Linked DNA regions of Homo sapiens: region 2 is linked to region 1. A link is a loop called in an ENCODE intact Hi-C map of the cell type or tissue named here. Cell type or tissue: gastrocnemius medialis. All regions are shown on one strand.

Evidence for each region. Peaks named below come from ENCODE experiments on the same cell type or tissue, not always from the same donor. Only the 100,000 strongest peaks of a DNase experiment are listed, where the experiment ranks them.
Region 2: it touches region 1 in a loop (2.7-fold over the local background); 3 of 110 quality-filtered maps call a loop at or near these places.

Annotation. Positions count from the first base shown.
Region 1 is chr18:46,856,055-46,858,554 of GRCh38, forward strand. All of the region lies in intron 3 of PIAS2 (protein inhibitor of activated STAT 2), which reads right to left. Among named protein-coding and RNA genes, the nearest start is that of PIAS2, 60 kb to the right of the region's middle. In gastrocnemius medialis, a CTCF peak has its summit at 1,137; no DNase peak of the experiment used is centred here; H3K27ac peaks cover 281 bases.
Region 2 is chr18:46,679,458-46,681,957 of GRCh38, forward strand. ST8SIA5 (ST8 alpha-N-acetyl-neuraminide alpha-2,8-sialyltransferase 5) reads right to left here. Exons shown (of 7, transcript NM_013305.6): 7 at 1-1,053. The coding sequence ends at 585. Among named protein-coding and RNA genes, the nearest start is that of LOXHD1, 23 kb to the left of the region's middle. In gastrocnemius medialis, no CTCF peak of the experiment used is centred here; a DNase peak (open chromatin) is centred at 1,480; H3K27ac peaks cover 274 bases.

The DNA.
Region 1 (2,500 bases):
GAGTGCAGTGGCGCGATCTTGGCTCACTGCAAGCTCCGCCTCCCGGGTTCACGCCATTCTCCTGCCTCAGCCTCCCGAGTAGCTGGGACTACAGGCGCCCGCCACCACGCCCGGCTAATTTTATTTTTATCAGAGATAGGGTTTCACCGTGTTAGCCAGGATGGTCTTGATCTCCTGACCTCGTGATCCGTCCGCCTTGGCCTCCCAAAGTGTCTCATTACAGGCATGAGACACTGCACCTGGCCAAAGACTTTTCTTTTACTATAAAGACCTATTCACTGGATATTCTTATTGATCTCAAGTACAGCCTAAGCATTAGTTTTTATAGCTACTAGGGGGATTCTAATATAGACCCAGGATAAAGAATTAGTGCCTAGAGTCTCAGCATCTCCATACCATGCAACTTCATAATTATGTATCCAATTAAAGATACAGAACCTCTTATAATTTCTAGATGAGAATCTAATGGTCCCATGTAAAATATATTTCATACTGAACCCTCCAAACTCTTGCCACGCAACATGGAGTCTACGGGGAAGCAGCACTTATTCCTTAGGAGCTTGTTGGAAATGCAGACTCTCAGGCCCCATCCTAGACCTATAGAATTAGAATCTGCATGTTAACAAGATCCTCAGGTGACATGTATACACATTACAGTTTTAAAAAGTATTGCCCTTAGCCATTGTCATAAATCTTGGACTCTGTCAGAGAGAAGATCACTAGAGTGTAGTCCTTTCTTGAGAAGACTGGAGTACACTGAGCCCCCATGGTGCTCTAACTGGGCCAGTCTACTCACCGTTCCCAATCCTCGAGCTCCACTGGAAGGCAGTAAAGCACAGCAGTGACAACCACCTTAAGTTCTACAGTCCCAAGCTGCACAACATTGTGCAAATCACTTAACCATTCTGTGCCTCAGTTTCTACATCTGTTAAAGATGGAAAATTACTGCACCAACCTCATCAAGTTGCTGTGACAATTAAACATGTTAACAACACATGTCAAGTGCCTAAATATAAGATGTGCTCAACACATGGGAGCAGCTGGCTGCTGTGACTGTTTCCACTGCTCCCACTGTTCTCCTTACCAAGAGCAGCCTTCTCAAATGGCTATTCAAAACATCCCCATATCCTTGACAATACTGACCTCTTCTGAGCAACCCATATCACTCCACTCATTCATATCAAGACACATTTCATATTCTGGGTGCTGGAGCTTCAAAGACAAATACAACACAGTATTTGCTTCAAAGGATTTATATGCTAAGTAGGTAACAGAAATACAACACCTAAAATAAAATATGGTAAGTGGTACAGTACATTATAAAAAGTAAGTGCTACAGAAAAAGGGAAAATTTTTGTCTTGAAAGTTCAAGGTCATTATCACAATTAGTCCAATCTAACTAGAAAACAGGGTTTTTACAGCAGTGGTTCTGCCTACTTCTGCTTAGTGGCTCCACTAGGAACATGAGTAACTGTGGGTATCTAGTGCAGTAATTCCCAGAAAAAAAGAAAGGACAGAGATACAGATCAGAAACTTGTTAGATGGGAAACACGATGTGAAGAAAGAGAAAAGACAAGACATGAGCCTAGAAAGATGGATGGGGGCATAAAGGGTTTTGAACAGCTCACTAAGGAGTTACACTTTATTCTGGCAAGGGAAATTAACAAAAACTGGGAAATACAATGTGCTAAATATCTTCACAAACATTATGAGTAATGACCAAGGCATCTTCTGACATTCATTTCTGCCAATCACTGTTCTAGGAAGTTTTACATACTGGTCCATCAGATACAAAAGAAGCATTTACCATATGCTAGGTACTGTAATGGGTTGTGAGGTGATAAAAATGAGTAGAAGAATGCTGCTTTCATTAAGAAGGTTGCAAATGCAAGCAGTGAAATAAATGCAATGATGCCTTAACAGAAAATAAGTACATGGCACAGTGAGAGACAAATGACACATTAAAGCAAATCTGGAAAGGCATCACAGGGGACGTATGAATTGAACTGGCCCTTGAAACATGACTCAAGAAGTTTGCCAGGCAGAGTACAGAGAAAAAAGGCGGCAAAGGTGCAAAGATGTGAACACCATAGTTAACCTAGGAAACACAAATGGGAAAGCCTAGTCAGAGTACAGGTTGTTAGAAAAGAGTAACAGGAGATAAGATTAAAAAAAAAAAAAAGCAGAGCAAGATGTTGAAAACAACTGCCAGGCAATGGAGTGTGGACTTTATGAGGTACCATTAGAGTGTGTTTAAAGCATCAAAGAGAAAAAACTGAATGGGCTTTAGAAAGATCATATGTAGGAGCTTTCTAATGGAAAGATCTCATAATTAGGAGACCATTACAATTGAAGAGGCAAAAAACAAGGGCTTGAAGCTGGGCGCAGTGGCTCACGCCTGTAATCCCAACATTTAGGAAGGCTGAGGTAGGTGGAGTTCAGGACCAGGCTGGGCAACACAGCAAGACCCCATCTATGCAAAAAATAGAAAAATCAGCCA
Region 2 (2,500 bases), 180 kb before region 1:
GTCCCTGGACCTCTTGAGATCACTTTCTTCACTGGAAGGTCTAGTCACTGGGTTGGCTTCTAAGCTCTGAGATTTAGATAGCAATTCATAGCTAAGTCTTCGATATAAAACACAGGAACCAAAAGTGTGAATAAAATCTTGACTGTGCTCAAGTGTCCTGTGAAGTGTCCTGTCTCCACTCTCAATTCCATTCTCTGTAGGGTCTTCCTTCAGCTGCAACAAGGGCCTGCAGTTTGTGCTCTCTCTCGGATGACAAAATTGGGTGGAAATGTGCTTTATTCACTTGCCGTCCCCAGGGCCCCTGATCTTGGGGTGTGGCCCAGCAGCATGCTAGCCAGGGCAGGTGGACGCACTGGGCGGATGCACCGGTGGGGGCCAGGCCAGGAGGCTCAGCACAGAGCTGACTCTGCCCCGGTTCCTAACCCTGCCTCCCTACCCCAGGATCCAAGTACAGAGCTGAACAATGGAGGGAGAGACAGCCTGAACGCCAGGACCCCACGCTGCCCGGTTCGGGGCTCCCAGTTCCACCAGGAGGGACAGCAGGAGAGGGGGCGCCGCTTGCCGGGCAGCCTGGCTGGCAGCCATCAGCAGCAGCTGCAGGTGCCCGTGTGCACGCGGAGGATGCCTCGGCTGTGCAAGTGCAGGAAGTTGAAGATCTCAGAGGGCATGGCGTGGAAGCCGGGACGCGGCTTGACGTTGTCATAGTAGTGGTGAGTGATGTAGAGGCCCGAGGGGTTCATGGGGAAGGCCCAGAAGCCAAAGAGGTGCACCTCCTCACAGAGCTCCAGCGCCGCAGTGACCAGAATGAGGCCGGTGCTGATGCGCTTGGCGCGCACCCCCAGGCTGAGCCAGTAGCGCGACACGTTGACCAGGTACTGCGGATGGAAGTAGTAGACAGCTTGCGGCGATTCGAAGTCGTCCAGCACGTACTTGACGCGGATGGACACGTCGGTGTTGCGCGTGTTGTAGAAGGCAGGCAGCAGCACCGACGCGTTCTCGTACACCTGCAGCACGCGATAGAACGGCCGCCGCCACTTCTCCAGCTTGTGGAACCTACACAGGGCGCGAGTGAGAGGTGAGCACCCACTCCTCCGTGCCCTCAGGCCCCTCGCTTCCCCACCCTTGCACCCTGGGGCTTTGCAAAGGACGGAAGGGACTCATAAGGCCACCTGCCTCCTGACACCTCACGCACCTGTGCAGATGAAGGTGAGAACTCTCTCAGGGGCAGTTGAGTTTTTTAAGTGGGTGCAGGAGAGGGCAGTTGGGATCCAAAGGGACAGATATCCAGGGTGTGGCTGCAGGGGGCAGGGCAATGCTGAATCCAAAAGGATGAGGGTGGCCCAAGGGAGGCTCAGAAGGGAAGTGGCTGCGGGAGTGGAGGCTTGCTCTAGAGGCCTCACGCCATTCACCTGTACTGTCATCCCCAAGCTCCCCAGGGACAAACCCCAAATGCAGCTGCCTGTCTTGGCTCAGACGCTTCCTCTCCTGCAGCCTCCGTTTCTCTCTCACACACTAGTGTGTTGTTATTTTTAGAGACACGGTCTTGCTCTGTCATCCAGGCTGGAGTGCAGTGGTGCAATCATAGCTCTGTGCAGCCTTGAAATCCTGGGCTCAAGCAATCCCCCCACCTTAGCCTTCTGAGTAGCTGAGACTACAGGTGTGCACCACAACACTTGCCTATTTTTTTTTTTTAATTTTTTGTAGAGACCAGGGACTAGCTATGTTGCCTAATTTGGTCTCGAACTCCTGGCCGCAAGCCACACTCTGGCCTCAGCCTCCCAAAGTGCTGTGGTTATAGGCATGAGCCACCACACCTGGCCCCATTTCTTTACATTAAGCAGCGTTCCCTCTTGGGCCCTCTCTGACTTTGCTGTCTCTTCCCGCCCCTTAAATAGCTGCTCCCTGGGCATCTGATCCAATTCAATGACCCCCTCCTCTCATCTCCCACTGTCCCCTCCTCTTACATGTCCTCTGACCTGGTTGGTGTGGCTACGCCCGGGGCTAGGGTTTCAACACTTCCCCTAAAACCTTCCAGATGAACCCCAGGAGGGGAGCCAGGAGGGGAGCTGAGATCTCAGTGTGAGCTTCTCCCCAGTACCTCCTGGACACAGCCAGGTAGGGAGCTGCCTGCCCTGGTCACACCCTGGAAAGCTGACCCACCCATCTCTAGGTGAAGGTAGTGTAGACCAGCACCGTCCAAAAGAACTAATGCAGGCCACATATGGAATTTAACAATGTCCGAGTAAGCACATATGAAAAAATGGAAATGGGTGAAGTTTTTATATTTTCTTTAACCCACTATTTCGAAAATACTATTACTTCAACGTGTAATTAATATAACAAGTTAATTAGATATGTTATCCTGTTTTTGTATTAAGTCTTTGAAACCCAGTGTGTGTTTTACACTCACAGCCAGCACACCTCCAGACTAACAACACTTCCAGTGCCCAGTAGCCGCATGTGACTATTGGCTACCATTTTGGACAGTGCAGCTCTAGAA